2 separate regions of the Homo sapiens genome follow, and region 2 is linked to region 1. Evidence: chromatin loops called from intact Hi-C (ENCODE). Cell type or tissue: GM12878. All regions are shown on one strand. Each heading gives the region's core, and the rest is flanking DNA. Links, peaks and the distances in the headings are about the cores only. Region 1 overlaps KDM2B-DT (KDM2B divergent transcript). Region 2 overlaps MORN3 (MORN repeat containing 3).

Region 1 (8,541 bases), core at 252-8,251:
CTCTCAAGAGCTTGAGACCTGGCAAGCGGGTAGGTCAATCCCTGTGAGCAGAGGACTCCCTAAAGCCCTTGCGATGCATCCATGAGGTGCCCAGAGCAGACATTGAGGAATCACCTTGGGAGAAGCGGATGCAGAGGCTGGAGTCGAAGCTCAGGCTGATGAATCGATTCCAGAGATCAGGAGCAGAAGGCAAAGTCCCCGTAGGATCTTCTGGGACTATTGGTGGCTCCCAGGCCCACCAGTCCTGGCTCTACTCCCCTTCAGCCCTCTTATCTCCAGCCTTTAGGCCTTCAGGTAGGGAGACCCAACGACGCTAGTTACCTAATAATTAGCCACAGCCGCCGGGCGCGGTGGCTCACGCCTATAATCCCAGCACTTTGGGAGGCCGAGGCGGGCGGATCACGAGGTCAGTAGATCGAGATCATCCTGGCTAGCACGGTGAAACCCCGTATCTATTAAAAATACAAAAAATTAGCCGGGCGTGGTGGCGGGCGCCTGTAGTCCCAGCTCCTTGGGAGGCTGAGGCAGGAGAATGGCGTGAACCCGGGAGGCGGAGCTTGCAGTGAGCCAAGATGGCGCTACTGCACTCGAGCCTGGGCGACAGAGCAAGACTCCGTCTCAATAAATAAATAAATAAATAGATAGATAAATAAATAAAAATAAAATAATTAGGCACAGCCTAGCAGTGAGGAAGCTAGAGTCACATGCAAACAGCGGCCCCTCCTCTACCCGGCATCATGAGCTAGGGGTGCCTCCCAGACTGCTGGCTGGTGGCGGTGGAGGGGACGCAGGGTACGCGTTTTTAGGCCTCAGCTGCGAGCAATGATGGCTGGTCCCCATGACTCAGTTTGTGTGCAACAGGTGTCATGAATAAGGGTGGCAGTGTGGAATAGAGTGGGTAAGGGTCTGGACTTTGGAGCTAGAAAGGTGTTCCCGCCTCGCCAAGGCACACCAACGTATTTTTTATACCTCTAAGAAACTTGGTATCTTTTTTTTTTGGAGACGGAGTCTTGCCTCTGTCACCCAGGCTGGAGTGCAGTGGCATGATCTCAGCTCACTGCACCTCCGCCTGTTGGGTTCAAGCAATTCTGCTTCAACCTTCCGAGTAGCTGGAACTACAAGCGCACACTGCGACCCCTGGCTAATTTTTTGTGTTTTAGTAGACACGGGGTTTCACCATGTTACCCAGGCTGGTCTCAAACTCCTGAGTTCAGGCAATCTGCTCGTCTTGGCCTCCCAAAGTGCTAGGATTACAGGCGTGAGCCAGTGTGTCAGGACTTTTTTTTTTTTGAGACACAGTTTCACTCTGTCACCCAGGCTGGAGTGCAGCTGCGCCATCTCGGCTCACTGCAACCTTAACCTTCCGGGTTCAAGCGATTCTCCTGCCTCGGCCTCCTGAGTAGCTGGGACTACAGGTGCCCACCACAATGCCCGGCTAATTTTTGTATTTTTAGTAGAGATAGGGTTTCACCATGTTGGCAAGGCTGGTCTCAAACTCCTGACTTCAGGTGATCTGCCTGCCTTGGCCTCCCAAAGTGCTGGGATTACAGGCATGAGCCACCGCACCCAGCCGGTATCTTGTTCAAAGAGGTACACTTTAAGGATAGTTGATCAAGCTGAAAATATACATAGTTTTGGAGGTTGAGGAATTCATTCATTCAACAAACATTCGTTGAGTATGTTTTATGAGCTGGGTCCTAGGACCTGAAAATAAACAGTGAAGAGGCCGGGTGCAGTGGCTCACACCTGTAATCCCAGCACTTTGGGAGGCTGAGGCGGGTGGATCACGAGGTCAGGAGATCGAGACCAACTTGGCTAACACGGTGAAACCCCGTCTGTACTAAAAATACAAAAAATTAGCCGGGTGTGATGGTGGGCGCCTGTGGTCCTAGCTACTGGGGAGGCTGAGGCAGGAGAATGGCGTGAACCCGGGAGGTGGAGCTTGCAGTGAGCCGAGATTGGTGCCACTGCACTCCAGCCTGGGCGACAGAGCGAGACTCTGTCTCAAAATAAATAAATAAATAAATAAATAAATAAATAAAATAGTGAAGAGGACGAACAAGGTTGGTCTCCTCAGACTCCTCAGAGACTTTTCCTTTTTTTTTTTTTTTTTTTTTAACAGAGACAGGGCCTAATTATGTTGCCTAGGCTGTTCTCAAACTTCTGGGCTCTCAAGTGAGCCTCCTGCCTTGGCCTCCTGTAGTGCTGGGATTAGACGGGGAATTTTCCTTTTATTGAGTGGTGTTAGACTGTGGACACGTGAGTAGTCTATTAGTTGTGACAGGTGTTCTGAATGAGAGTTTTGCGTGAGAGTAGAGGTAAACTCACCTGCTCTCAATCTGTAAGGGAGCCATCTCAGAATTTTCTCTCTTCAGGCTGGGGATGAGAGCCAACGTCTTCATTTCAGAACATCTCAGCCGCATCAGGGGGATCGTCACACTCTCTGCCATGAATAGGTGACGCGGGATGAAGAGGAGAGTTTCCTATCAAGGCTGCTGTGTTTTGTTTTTGTTTTGTAGATATGGGGTTTCACCATGTTGCCCAGGCTGGTCTCTAACTCCTGGGCTCAAGGGATCCACCCGCTTTGACCTCCCAAATTGTTGGGATTACAGGTATGAGCCACAGTGCCTGCCTAAGGTTGCTTTCTGTGTGAATCAAGGAGGCATTCAATAAATAGTTGTGGGATTAATGAATGTCATTTCAAGGAGGGTTAAAAGCCATGGACACCATCTGTAAAGGGTATTATAATTTGGTTATCCAGGAAAACAGAAAATTTCAGCAGTTATTTGAGATTTCCAGAAGGGTGAGTAGTTTTGGGATTTGGGGAGAAGGAATTGGGGTGCTGGGTTTCCATTCAACAAGTATGTTTTCCAGCCTGGCCAACACGGCAAAACCTCGTCTCTACTAAAAATACAAATATTACCTGGGTGTGGCGGTGGGTGCCTGTAATCCCAGCTACTTGGGAGGCCGAGGCAGGAGGATCGCTTGAACTCCGGAGGCAAGGCAGAGGTTGCAGTGAGCCAAGGTCGCACCACTGCACTCCATCCTGGGCGACAGAGTGAGACTCCGTCTCAAAAAAATAAAATAATAAAAAAAAAACCACAAGTATTTTTAGAGAACATGCAGGCACTTTGCTAGAGCTATATCCATGAATGAGACAGACCAGGTACTGCCCTCCAGGGCTTACAGTCTGGTGAAGGCACAGGCAACAGTAAGATGATGTGGTAATTACTGGGAGGGGGCAGGAAAGAGAGAGAGCAAAGCAGATTCCAGGAGAAACAGGAGGGAAGAAGGGCTGCGGGAATAGACTGGCATATGCAAAGGTCTAGAGGAGGAAAGAGCAGGTTTAGTCAAAGAACTCAAAATAGTTCAGCACGGTCAGACTTTGGAGTCTGGTGAGGGACAGGATGTACAAGCAAGGGGACTCAATCCATACATTCCAGGCAGGCTTCCCCAAGGCGTTCCCCTTGGGGAAAAGCTAAATTTGCCCAATCCACAGCTAGCTGTCATCGTTCTGGAGCCCAGGAGGTCAACCTCATTTTAATTAAGACACACCATTTATTGAGTCCTGTTATAGAACATTGGCTCATTCAATTGTCGGGTAACTATTTTATTATTATTATTTTTTGAGATGGAGTTTTGCTCTTGTTGCTCAGGCTGGAGTGTAATGGTGTGATTTTGGCTCACCGCAACCTTCACCTCTCGGGTTCAAGCGATTCTCCTGCCTCAGCCTCCCAAGTAGCTGGGATTGCAGGCATGCGCCACCATGCCTGGCTAATTTTGTATTTTCAGTAGAGACGGGGTTTCTCCATGTTAGTCAGGCTTGTCTCGAACTCCCGACCTCAGGTGATCTGCCTGCCTTGGCCTCCCAAAGTGCTGGAATTACAGACATGAGACACCTCGCCCGGCCTATTTTTCTTTTTCTTTCTTTCTTTCTTTCTTTCTTTTTTTGAGACGTAGTCTTGCTGTCACCCAGGCTGGAGTGCAGTAGCACGATCTAGGCTCTGCAACCTCCGCCTCCCAGGTTCAAGCATTTCTCTTGCCTCAGCCTCCCAAGTAGCTGAGATTGCAGGCATGAGCCACCATGCCCAGCTAAGTTTTATGTTTTTAGTAGAGATGGGGCTTCCCCATGTTGGCCAAGTTGGTCTCAAACTCCTGACTTCAGGGGATCTGCCTGCCTCGGCCTCCCAAAGTGCTGGGATTACAGGTGTGAGCCATCGCGCCTTGACCCTCTGGTAACTTTTTTTTTTTTGAGATGGAGTCTCGCTCTGTCACCCAGGCTGGAGTGCAGTGGCGAGATCTCGGCTCACTGCAAGCTCCGCCTCCTGGGTTCACGCCATTCTCCTGCCTCAGCCTCCTGAGTAGCTGGGACTACAGGTGCCAGCCACCACGCCCTGCTAATTTTTTGTAGAGATGGGGTTTCACCGTGTTCGCCAGGATGGTCTCCATCTCCTGACCTTGTGATCCGCCCACCTCAGCCTCCCAAAGTGCTGGGATTACAGGCGTGAGCCACTGCGCCCGGCCTCCTCTGGTAACTTTCATGTGACCCCATTTTACAGATGAGAAAACTGAGACTTAAGTTTGGACACTTTGTCCTAGGTCATGCAGCTGACTACATTTAGGAACTGCGAATGTTCATTTATGTAAATACTTCTGCTTTAGCAGTGCCTCTTCCATGAGGTAATGTGTGTAAAAGCTTTCTTGTAGTAGAGCCATATAAACACGAAGCATTGTTATTCATTTTGCTGGACTTTTGGCTCCATCCAGTTCAGCCTGCAGCATTTAGGGAGTCCAGGAAGGGGTGAGGGCAGTAATTAAAGCCTAAAGGCCCAATGGCCTGTCGGAATTCCCTGTCTATTCTGGTTCCCTCTCCGAGGCACCTCCAGATTTTATCTTCTACCAAATAGAGAGTTTGTTTCTCAGAAGTTGCAGGATGTGGGCGGTTATATAAAAAAAAAAAAAAAAAAAAAAAAAAAAGCAGCATCAACAACTACAAAAACCCCAGCAGCAGCCTAAACACAAAAGAGTCTGAATTTTGAACAAAGGGCAGGGTGAGACCTGAAAGTAAACGCTGACACATCCTCTCCCCAGCTGTGAACTGGGGGTCTGAGGGCTGCAGCAAAGGTCATCTGTCTCTATCTTTAGGCAGGAAATGCAATTCAATCCTCCCAGTGACTGATCACTTCGCAAGATTAATGGAATCATCTCCAACACTGGTCCCTGTTCCAACAGCACAAAAAGTGAATCAACCTTCTCACTTACTCAGCGAGGTCAGCGGATTCCCCGTTCTAAAAGTTCAAAACTTTTCTCCAGGAAATTTGTCCTTGACTATTCCTTTGTGGGGCGAAATCCTGCTTTCTGGGCTAAGACTGAAATGTGGTATTTGAAAGTCCGGGGACTTTTGTAGGCTTTTCATCTGTTACTACTTCAACTTTAAAATAAAATAAATGCAAAAGGCCTGATTTTCCCTGAAAGGGTTAATTGCCAGCCCTCTGAGCCCTCCCTCGGGGATCGTCAACCAATCACAATTGAGTATGATGAAGTAATGCTTAGATTTTTATTTCCATTGGTTAAAGTACTTGTCCATCAATCCAAAGAGGCAATTTTTTTTTTTTTTTTTCTTTTTTTTCTTTTTTGTTTTTTTGAGACAGAGTCTCGCTCTGTTGCCCAGGCTGGAGTGCAGTGGCGCGATCTCGGCTCACCACAACCTCCGCCTCTCGGGTACAAGCGATCTTCCTGCCTCAGCCCCGCTAGTAGCTGTGATTACAGGCACGCGCCACCACGCCCGGTTAATTTTTGTATTTTTAGTAGAGGGGGGGTTTCACCATGTTGGCCAGGCTGGTCTCAAACTTCTGACCTCAGGTGATCCACACGCCTCGGCCTCCCAAAGTGATGGGATTACAGGCGTGAGCCACCGCGCCCGCCCTAAAAAGACAAGTTTTTTAAAGAATCTTTGAACTTTCGTGACTCTTCCTGGCATTAACCCCTTAATTAACTCACCTGTTATATTCAGTGTTCCTTTCAACCCTCACAGTGGAAGAGACAGATTATAAAATGAAGAATTCGCTGGGCGCGGTGGCACACGCCTGTAGTCCCAGCACTTTGGGAGGCCGAGGCGGGTGCATCCACCTGAGGTCTGGAGTTCGAGAGCAGCCTGGCCAACATGGTGAAACCCTGCCTCTACTAAAAACACAAAAATGAGCCAGGCATGGTGGTGGGCACCTGTAATCCCAGCTACTCAGGAGGCTGAGACAGGAGAATAGCTTGTACCCGGCAGGTGGAGGTTGCAGTGAGCCGAGATCGTGGCATTGCACTCCAGCCTGGGCGACAGAGCAAGACTCCGTCTCTAAATAAATAAATAAAATGAAGAATTCTAGAGAGAAACTGAAGTCTTCCCCAAATGGCCAAGGCTTGACAGTCTATATGCATGCATTTTGGTCTTCCTTAGTCTTTTTACTCAATCTACAAAAGACTGAGGAATAAAAAGAAAAGGTCTTTGGAGACCCCAATCACGTTCTTTTTTTTTTTTTCTTTTTTTTTTTTTTTTTGAGATAAAATTTCACTCTTGTCGCCCAGGCTGGAGTACAGTGGTAGAATCTCGGCTCACTGCAACCTCCGCCTCCCAGGTTCACGGGGTTCTCCTGTCTCAGCCTCCTGAAGTAGCTGGGATTACAGGTGCCCGCCACCATGCCGAGCTAATTTTTTTGTATTTTTTTTTTAGTAGAGACAGGGTTTCACCATGTTGGCCAGGCTGGTCTTGAACTCCTGACCTCAGGTGATCCACCCGCCTCGGCCTCCCAAAGTGCTAGGATTATAGGCGTGAGCCACCGCGCCCGGCCTGGAGACCCCAATCACTTTAACAGAAATAGTATGGTCTGTTATCCTCCCAGATTAAGACTATTTCCCAAGTAAGAATATTTGTTTCAGGAGCCTGGCGCATTGGCTCACGCCTGTAATCCCAGCACTTTGGGAGACAGAGGCAGGCGGATTACCTGAGGTCAGGAGTTCGAGATCAGCCTGGCTAATGTGGTGAAACCCTGTCTCTACTAAAAATACAAAATTAGCTGGGCATGGTGGCACACGCCTGTAATCCCAGCTACTCCGGAGGCTGAGGCAGGAGGAGGCTGAGGCAAGAGAATCGCTTGAACCCGGGAGGTGGAGGTTGCAGTGAGCCGGGATCATGTCACTGTAGTCCAACCTGGGCGACAGTGAGTCTCCGTCATAAAAAAAAAAAAAAAAAGAATATTTGTTTTAAATTGCAAAACTCATACAAATATGGCAAATCTCTAACATTTGCCAACACTGGATGCTGGATACACGAGTCTTTATTTATTTTATTAATTTTTTTTGAGAGGGAGTCTCACTCTGTTGCCCAGGCTGAAGTGCAGTGGCACCATCTCGGGTCACTGCAACCTCTGCCTCCTGAGTCAAGCGATTCTCCTGCCTCAGCCTCCTGAGTAGCTGAGATTACAGATGTAACCACACCTGGCCAATTTGTGTATTTTTAGTAGAGACGGGGCTTTGCCATGGTGCCCAGGCTGGTCTCGAACCCCTGACCTCAGGTGATCTGCCTGCCTGAGCCTCCCAAAATGTTAGGATTATACGCGTGAGCCACTGCACTAGGCCCTCTTTATTTATTTTATAACTTTCATTATGTTTGAAATATTTGACAAATGTAAAAGGTCAAAATTGTTGTTAAAGACGCAAATAATATATAAATATAACCCCGTTAAAATTTTCTCCCCTCCTGTGAGGGAATCAAAGGTAGTGGTTTGCCGCGCAATTCCAAGCCTTTCTTTTTTTTTTTTTTGAGATGGAGTCTTGCTCCCGTTGGGCAGGCTGAAGTGCAGTGGCATGATCTCGGCTCATTGCAACTTCTACCTCCCAGGTTCAAGCGATTCTCCTTCCTCAGCCTCTCAAGTAGCTGGGATTACAGGCGAGCGCCACCACGCCCAGCTAATTTTTGTATCTTTAGTAGAGACAGGGTTTCGCCATGTTGGCCAGACTGGTCTCGAACTCCTGACCTCAGGTGATCCATCTGCCTCAGCCTCCCAAAGTGCTAGGATTACAGGAGTGAGCCACCGTGCCCAGTCTCCAAGCCTTTCTTATCTTTTTTTTTTTTTGGTGGGGGGGCACACATATATATATACAAATATTACTATAAATAGCTTGTTTTGACATAAATGGGTCATAATATACACTTTACTCTGTGACTTTTTAAAACCAATCGAATTTTCTATCACAACACTCAGATTTATGTAACACTTAAATAATACTTTTTTTCTTTTTCTTTTCTTTTTTTTTTTTTTTGAGACGAAGTTTCGCTCTTGTTGTCTAGGCCCCTGGGGTGCAATGGTGCGATCTCGGATCACTGCAACCTCTGACTCCCGGGTTCCAGCGATTCTCCTGTCTTAACCTCCCGAGTAGCTGGGATTACAGGCACATGCCGCCACGCCCAACAAATTTTTGGTATTTTTAGTAGAGACGGGGTTTCACCATGTTGGCCAGGCTGGTCTCCAACTCTTGACCTCAGGTGATCCG
Region 2 (8,541 bases), core at 258-8,257, 67 kb before region 1:
TTAAGATCTATTCTCTTAGCAAATTTCAAGTACAGTATCCAATACACCAATACAGTATTAATATAGAACGATGCTGTACACCAGGTCTCCAGATCTTTGTTTTTGTTTTGTTTTGTCTTTTTGAGACGGAGTCCCGCTCTGTTGCCAGGCTGGAGGGCGGTGGTGCGATCTTGGATCACTGCAACCTCTGCCACCCGGGTTCAAATGATTCTCTTGCCTCCAACCTCCCAAGTAGCTGGGACTTTCACTATGTTGGCCAGGCTGTTCTTGAACTCCTGACCTCAGGTGATCTGCCCGCTTCAGCCTTCTAAAGTACTGAGATTACAGGTGTGAGCCATCATGCCCGGCGTTTTTTTTTTTTTTCAGTCTCACTCTTGCCCAGCCTGAAGTGCAGTGTTGCGATCTCGGCTCACTACAACCTCCGCCTCCTGGTTCAAGAGATTCTCCAGCCTTAGCCTCCCCAGTAGCTAGAATTACAGGTGCTCACCACCATGCCCAGCTAATTTTTGTATTTTTAGTAGAGACGGGGTTTCACCATGTTGGCCAGGATGGTCTCGATCTCCTGACCTCATCATCCGCCTGCCTCGGCCTCCCAAAGTGCTGGGATTACAGACACGAGCCACCGCACCCGACCTGTTTGTTTTGAGACAGTCTCGCTCTGTCGTCCAGGCTGGAGTGCAGTGGCGCAATCTCACTCACTGCAACCTCTGCCTCTGACGTTCAAGCAATTCTCCTACCTCAACCTACTGAGTAGCTGGGATTATAGGCATGCGCCACCACACCAGGCTAATTTGTGTATATTTAGTAGAGACAGGGCTTAACCATGTTGCCCAGGCTAGTCTTGAACTTCTAGCCTCAAGTGATTTACCTGCCTCAGCCTCCCAAATTGCTGGGATTATAGGAGTGAGCCACTGTGCCCAGCCTTAGGTCTCCAAATCTTGTACATCTTGTAACAAAAAGTATGCACCCTTTGACAGAACATCTCCACATTTTCCCCACCCCACCAGCCCCTGCTAATTGCTATTTTACTGTTTCTATGAGTTTGACTTTTTAGATTCCACATATAAGTAAAATCATGCAGTATTTGTCTTTCTCTGCTTGGCTTATTTCACTTGGCATAATGTCCTCCAGATTCATCCATGTTGTCACAAATGGCACGTTTTCTTTCTTTCTTCCCTTCCTTCCTTCCTCCCTTCCTCCCTTCCTCCCTCCCTCTCTCCTTCTCTTTCTTTCTTTCACAGTCTCACTCTGTCGCCCAAGCTGGAGTGCAGTGGCGCCATCTCAGCTCACTGCAACCTCCACCTCCCAGATTCAAGTGATTCTCCTACCTCAGCCTCCAGAGTAGCTGGGATTACAGGCAAGCACCACCACGCCCAGCTAATTTTTGTATTTTTAGTAGAGACCAGGTTTCACTATGTTGGCCAGGCTGGTCTCAAACTCCTGACCTCAAGTGATCAGCGCGCCTCGGCCTCCCAAACTGCTGGGTTACAGGCGTGAGCCACTGCGCCCAGCCCCCCCATAAGATATTCTTATACCCATTTTACAGCTGAGATATCTGAGGCTCAGAGAGACCCAAAGAATTAACTTACTTGGTCAAGGTCACAAAGCTCAGAGGGATAATGTTGAATTTGTTCCTGGGTTACCAAGGACCCAGACATGAATTGACCAATATTGGTACTCCACAAATATTTTATTCATCGTTTTGTTAAATATGTATTAAGCTCGGTGTACTGGTGTGTGCTTGTATTCCCAGCTCGTCGAGAGGCTGAGAAGGGAGAATCTCTTTAGCTCAAGAGTTCAAGACCAGCCTGGGTAACATAGCAAGACCCCATCTCTAAAAAGAAAGAAATGCCTGGTGTGGTGCCTCATGCCTGTAATCCCAATACTTTGGGAAGCCTAGGCAGGAGGACTGCTTGAGCCCAGTAGTTTGAGACCAGCCTGGGCAACATAGAGAGACTCTGCCTCTATAAAATTTTTTTAAAAAATTAGCCAGGTGTAGTGGCATGCACCTGTGGTCTCAGCTACTCAGGAGGCTGAGGCAGAAGGATCATTTGAGCCTGGGTGGTTGAGGCTGCAGCGAGCTGTGTACGTCAGCATAGCCAACACAGCCAGATCCTGTCTAAAAAAAAGAAAGAAAAAGGCCAGGCGCGGTGGCTCACGCCTGTAATCCTAGCACTTTGGGAAGCCGAGGCGGACAGATCACCTAAGGTCGGGAGTTCGAGACCAGCCTGACCAACATGGAGAGACCCCCGTCTCTACTGAAAATACAAAATTAGCCAGGCGTGCTGGTGCATTCCTGTAATCCCAGCTACTTGGGGGGATGAGGTGGAAGAATTGCTTGTACCTGAGAGGTGGAAGTTGCAGTGAGCCGAGATCGTGCCATTGCACTCCAGCCCAGGCAACGATAGCAAAACTCCGTCTTAAAAAAAAAAAAAAAGAAAGAAAGAAAGAAAAAAAAAGGCCGGGTGCGGTGGCTCATGCCTGCAATCCCAGTATTATGGGTGGCCAAGGCAGACGGATCACGATGTCAGGAGTTAGAGACCAGCCTGGCCAATATGGTAAAACCCCGTCTCTACTAAAAATACAAAAATTAGCTGGGCATGGTGGCGGGCACCTGTAATTCTAGCTACTGGGGTGGCTAAGGCAGGAGAATCTCTTGAACCAGGAGGCGGAGGTTGCAGTGAGCCGAGATCGCAACACTGCACTTCAGCCTGGGCAACACAGCAAGACTCTGTCTCAAAAAAAAAAAAAAGAAAGAAAGAAAGAAAAAAAAAGAGAAAACAGTAAATTAGCAGGTATTAGTCACCTACAACATGCCAGGAACAGTTTGTTTGTTTGTTTGTTTGATTTTGAGATGGAGTTTCGCTCGTCTCCCAGGCTGGAGTGCAATGACGTCATCTCGGCTCACTGCAACGACGTCATCTCGGCTCACTGCAACCCACGCCTCCCAGGTTCAAGAGATTCTCATGCCTCAGCTTCCTGAGTAGCTGGGATTACAGGCGCCTGCCACCACGCCTGGCTAATTTTTGTATTTTTAGTAGACACAGGGTTTCGCCATTTTGGTCAGGCTGGTCTCGAACTCCTGACCTCAGGTGATCCACCCGCCTCAGCCTCCCAAAGTGCTGGGATTACAGGCTCGAGCCACTGCACCCAGCCTCCAGGCACAGTTTTTCAGTGCAGGGAACAAAACAGACCAAAGTCTGTGCCCTCCTGCAGCTCACATTCTCCTGGAAAAGACAGGCATGCGACACTAATCAACAAATAAGAGAATTACCTCTGGCCGGACGCAGTGGCTCACGCCTGTAATCCCAGCACTTTGGGAGACCGAGGTGGGCATATCACTTGAGGTCAGGAGTTTCAGACCTGCCTGGCCAACATGGAACCCCATCTTTACTAAAACACAAAATTAGCTAAGTGTGTTGGCGCACACCTGTAGTCCTAGCTACTCTGGAGGCTGAGGCAGGAGTATCTCCTGAACCCGGGAGGCAGAGGTTGCAGTGAGCTGAGATCGCGCCACTGCACTCCAGCCTGGGCGACAGAGTGAGACACTGCCTCAAAAAAAAAAAAGAAAGAAAGAAAGAAAGAAAGAAATGGAACTTTCCTGGCCTTCTCCTGGGTACTTGGTGTCTAGGATGATGCGCAGAGCCTGTCCCAGCTCTCTAGATTCGTCTAGTTGGGGGCCCCTGAGGCTCAGGCAGGCACACCACCCCCACCCCCCGGCGGCCATGTCTGCAGCATTGCCCATCTGTGTGTCACCAGGGAAAGGAACACAGGTCTGGAAGAAGAAAGGAGCCATCTATGAGGGGGACTGGAAGTTTGGGAAGCGAGACGGCTACGGCACCCTCAGCCTTCCTGACCAACAGACAGGAAAGTGCAGGAGAGTCTACTCAGGCTGGTGGAAAGGTGATAAGAAATCGGTGAGCAGGCCTGCCAGCCGGGGTGTGTGTGTGTGTGTGTGTGTGTGTGTGTGCGCGCGTGTGTGTTTAGGGGAAGCCGAGAGAGGCCTGGGAGAAAAGAGAGGGGAGGTCTACAGGGAGGAGGACAGGGTTGTGCTGCTCGTGGGAGAAGGAAGGGGTGGGGGAATTGCAAAGTTTCTCAGAACAAAACCCAGGAAACAGGAAGCAACAGAAGGCCAGGGAGGAGCCCACGAAACCCTGCGGTTGCGAGGAGCCAGCCAGGCTTGTGGGGACGAAGTCGCCTCCACCCTTTTCCCCCTCGTTTCCTGGCTTTCTTTTCCCCAGGTATCACTTTCTGAGAATCCCCTTTCTGCTGGGCCTGAATAAAAGGGAGGTAGGAAAAGTGGGAGCAAGAGAGCAGGGGACAGGAGAGGAGGGTCCCGGGGGGCCGAAGCCAGCCAGAGGCGCGTGCTCAGCCCGGAAACACCCAAGCTGGGCACAGGTTCCCTCCATCTACTCCCACAAGTGTGGAGGAATCCTCACCATCAGTCCCAGAGACACTAATAATAAACAGTATTGCAACTGAGCAACTGCTACTGTGAGCCTGAAACACATATTTAAAACTTTTTTTTTTTTTTTTTTTTTTGAGAGGGAGTCTCATCCTGCCGCCCAGGCTGGAGTGCAGTGGCGCCATCTTGGCTCACTGCGAGCTCCGCCTCCCGGGTTCACGCCATTCTCCTGCCTCAGCTTCCCAGGTTGCTGGGACTACAGGCGCCCGCCACCACGCCCGGCTAATTTTTTGTATTTTCAGTAAAGACGGGGTTTCACCGTGTTAGCCAGGATGGTCTCCATCCCCTGACCTCGTGATCCGCCCGCCTCGGCCTTCCAAAGTGCTGGGATTACAGGCGTGAGCCACCGCGCCCGGCCTGAAACACATTTAATATTCAGTTAACTCTCACAGCAACAGCTCATCATCATCATCATCTTCATGCCCATTTTATTGATAAGCAAACAAGCTCGAAGAGATGAGGTGTCTTGTAACTGCCCAAGGGGTTCACCTTGCCGGTGCCTGGCCTTGAGTTGTATTATTACTCAAATCAGTCTCCCCGAACATTCCAGCAGCAGAGTTTTTAAGGATAACTTGGTGGGTGGGGGAAAGACAGTGAACCAGGAGTGCTGATTGGTCAGAGATAAAATCATAGGGAGTCAAAGCTGTCTTCTTGCTCCCCAGACAGAGCCGATTCATCAAGACGGGAATTGCAATAGAGAAAGAGTAATTAACACAGAACTGGCTGTGTGGGAGACCTGAGTTTTATTATTATTATTATTAATTTATTTATTTTTTGAGATGGAGTTTCGCTCTTGTCGCCACGCTGGAGTGCAATGGTGTGATCTCGGCTCACCGCAACCTCCGCCTCCTGGGTTCAAGCGATTCTCCTGCCTCAGTCTCCCGAGTAGCTGGGATTACAGGCATGTGGTACCACACACTGCTAATTTTGTATTTTTAGTAGAGACAGAGTTTCTCCATATTGGCCAGGCTGGTCTCGAACTCCCGACCTCAGGTGATCCGCCAGCCTGGGCCTCCCAAAGTGCTAAGATTACGGGCATGAGCCACCGCGCCTGGCCCTGGGTTGTATTATTACTCAAATCAGTCTCCCGGAACATTCTGGCTGCAGAGTTTTTAAGGATAACTTGGTGGGTGGGGGAAAGAGTAAGCCAGGCGTGCTGATTGGTCAGAGATAAAATCACAGGGAGTCAAAGCTGTCTTCTTGCCCTGAGTCAGTTCCTAGGTGGGGAGCCACAAGATCACATAAATCAGTTTATTGATTTGGGTAGTGCCAGCTGATCCATCAAGTGCAAGGTCTGCAAAATATCTTAAGCATTGATCTTAGGAGCAGTTTAGTGAGGATCAGAATCTTGTAGCTTCCAGCTGCATGACTCCTAAACCATAATTTATAATCTTGTAGCTAATGTTAATCCTACAAAGGCAATCTAGTCCCCAGGCAAGAAGGAGGTCTTCGGGAAAGGGCTGTTACTGTCTTTGTTTAAACTATAAACTATAAGTTTCTCCCAAAGTTAGTTCAGCTTAAGCCCAGGAATGGACATGGACAGCTTAGAGGTTAGAAGCAAGATGGAGTCAGTTAAATTAAATCTCTTTCACTGTCTCAGTCATAATTTTGCAAAGGCAGTTTCAGTCTTGCCTGGAGTCACACAGCTAGCAAGTGGTAGAGCCCAGGGTTTCATGTTCTCTGCTCCCAAATTGTTTATTGGCAAGTAGGAAGAGAAAGCCCTGAATAACCAATTTACGTAGAATATGGTATTAGGAGGGATGTTTTCACAGGGTGCCCAGAGGAAGGTCATCAAGCCCAGCCTAGAGAATTCAGGACAGAAGGCTAAGCACAATGGCTCACGCCTGTAATCCCAGCAATTTGGGAGGCAGACAGGGGTGTATCACTTGAGGTCAGGAGTTCGAGACTAGCCTGGCCAACATGGTGAAACCCCCGTCTCTACTAAATAAAAAACACAAAAAAAATTAGCCGGGCATAGTGGTGTGTACCTGTAGTCCCAGCTAGGGAGACGGAGACATTAGAATCGCTTGAAGCCAGGAGGCAGAGGTGGCAGTGAACCGAGATCACGCCACTGCACTTCAGCCTGGGCAACAGAGTGAGACTCCATCTCAAAATAAATAAATAAATAAATAAAACTATATAATAATAATAATTAGCTAGATGTTGTGGTGCACATCTGTAGTCCCAACTTTTCAAAAGGCTGAGGCAGGAGGATTGCTTGATCTCAGGAGGCTGAGGTTATAGTGAGCTATGGTGGTGCCACTACACTCCAGCCTGGACAACAGAGCAAGACTTGTCTCAAAAAGAGGGAATTCAGGGCAGGCTTCCTGTAGGAGGTGACACTAAAAGATGCTAGGAGTTAGCCAGGAAGAAAAAAAAGGGAGAAAGATGGGAGGCAAAAAAATAGCAAAGGGAACGAGATGTAAAACAGCAGAGTGTGTCTGCCCTGGGACAGGAGTGAGGAGAAGAGTTGCGGGGGCCCTCAGGGATATGTGGGAAATCAGGATTTTGAGGAGTAGACTTGGCTTCTCAACCCAACCTCCTCGGGTGTGATCTGCAAACAGACCTTGTTTCCCTGTGGTTGGACACTAAGTGTGGTGTTTTTTGTTTTTTGAGACGGAGTCTTTCTCTGTTGCCCAGGCTGGAGTACAGTGGCGCGATCTTGGCTCACTGCAAGCTCCGCCTCCTGGTTCACGGCCTTCTCCTGCCTCAGCCTCCCGAGTAGCTGGGACTACGGGCACCCACCACCACACCCAGCTAATTTTTTTGTATTTTTAGTAGAGACGGGTTTTCACCATGTTAGCCAGGATGGTCTCGATCTCCTGACCTTGTGATCCGCCTGCCTTGGCCTCCCAAAGTGCTGGGATTACAAGCGTGAGCCACAGCGCCCAGCCTAAGTGTGGTGTTTTTTGTTTGTTTGTTTGTTTGTTTTTTGAGACAGTCTTGCTCTGTTGCCCAGGTGGGAGTGCAATGGCACGATCTGGGCTCACTGCAACCTCCGACTCCTGGGTTCAAGCAATTCTTCTGCCTCAGCCTCCCAAGTAGCTAGTATTACAGGTGCCCACCACCACACTCAGCTAATTTTTTATATTTTTAATAGAGACAGGGTTTTGCCACGTTGGTCAGGCTGGTCTAAAACTCCTGACCTCAGGTGATCCATCTGCCTCGGCCTCCCAAAGTGCTGGGATTATAGGCGTAAGCCACCACGCCAGGCTAAGTATGGTGTTTATGTTCATTTTTCTGGGTCAAAATAAGAGTGGGAGGGGGGCGAGCATGATCAGATGGGCGATTTTTTTTTTTTTTGAGATAGCGTCTCACCCTGTCACCTAGGCTACCGTGCATTCTCAGCTCACTGCAACCTCCATCTCCCAGGTTCAAGTGATTCTCCTGCCTCAGCCTCCCCAGTAACTGGGATCACAGGCGCCGCCATCACGCCCAGCTAATTTTTTGTATTTTTGGTAGAGATGGGGTTTCACCATGTTGGCCAGGCTGGTCTCAAACTCCTGACCTCAAGTGATCCACCCACCTCAGCCTCCTAAAGTGAGCCGGTGAGCCACAGCGCCCAGCCTAGATGGGCGATTTAAAGAGTCCTCCGGCGCTGTAGGGGCTGCATGGCGCATGGTGTGGTGGGGATGAGAGAGGAGAGGGTGGGTCAGTAAGGAGGGAGTTTAATGACTGGCTGCATGGAGGCGCCAGCAGAGGGACAGAGAGAAACAGAGCATGGGGAGATCCTTCAAGACATTATCGGTGGGCACTATGGCTCACACCTGTAATCCCAGCACTTTGGGAGGCTGAGGCGGGCGGATCACTTGAAGTCAGGAGTTCAAGACCAGCCTGGCCAACATGGTGAAACCCTGTCTCTCCTAAAAATACAAAAATTAGCAGGGCGTGGTGATGCGTGTTTGTAATCCCAGCTTCTCGGGAGGCTGAGGCAGGAGAATCACTTGAACCCGGGGGACGGAGGTTACAGTGAGCCGAGATCACATCACTGCACTCCAGCCTGGGTGACAGAGTGGATCTCTGTCTAAAAACAAACAAACAAACAAAAAAGACAGGATACTCCGCTAAGACACGAC

What was found. Peaks named below come from ENCODE experiments on the same cell type or tissue, not always from the same donor. Only the 100,000 strongest peaks of a DNase experiment are listed, where the experiment ranks them.
Region 2: it touches region 1 in a loop (5-fold over the local background); 3 of 110 quality-filtered maps call a loop at or near these places.

What each region holds. Positions count from the first base shown.
Region 1 is chr12:121,587,335-121,595,875 of GRCh38, reverse strand. KDM2B-DT (KDM2B divergent transcript) reads right to left here. Exons shown (of 4, transcript NR_183427.1): 2 at 2,329-2,443; 3 at 322-452. Among named protein-coding and RNA genes, the nearest start is that of KDM2B, 11 kb to the right of the region's middle. RefSeq lists enhancers at 3,287-4,102, 4,103-4,918. In GM12878, for the core only: no CTCF peak of the experiment used is centred there; DNase peaks (open chromatin) are centred at 4,775, 5,175 and 5,495; H3K4me3 peaks cover 805 bases; H3K27ac peaks cover 2,121 bases.
Region 2 is chr12:121,654,567-121,663,107 of GRCh38, reverse strand. It overlaps MORN3 (MORN repeat containing 3), which reads left to right. Exons shown (of 6, transcript NM_173855.5): 2 at 3,760-3,917. Among named protein-coding and RNA genes, the nearest start is that of MORN3, 11 kb to the left of the region's middle. In GM12878, for the core only: no CTCF peak of the experiment used is centred there; a DNase peak (open chromatin) is centred at 3,997; H3K4me3 peaks cover 864 bases; H3K27ac peaks cover 1,000 bases.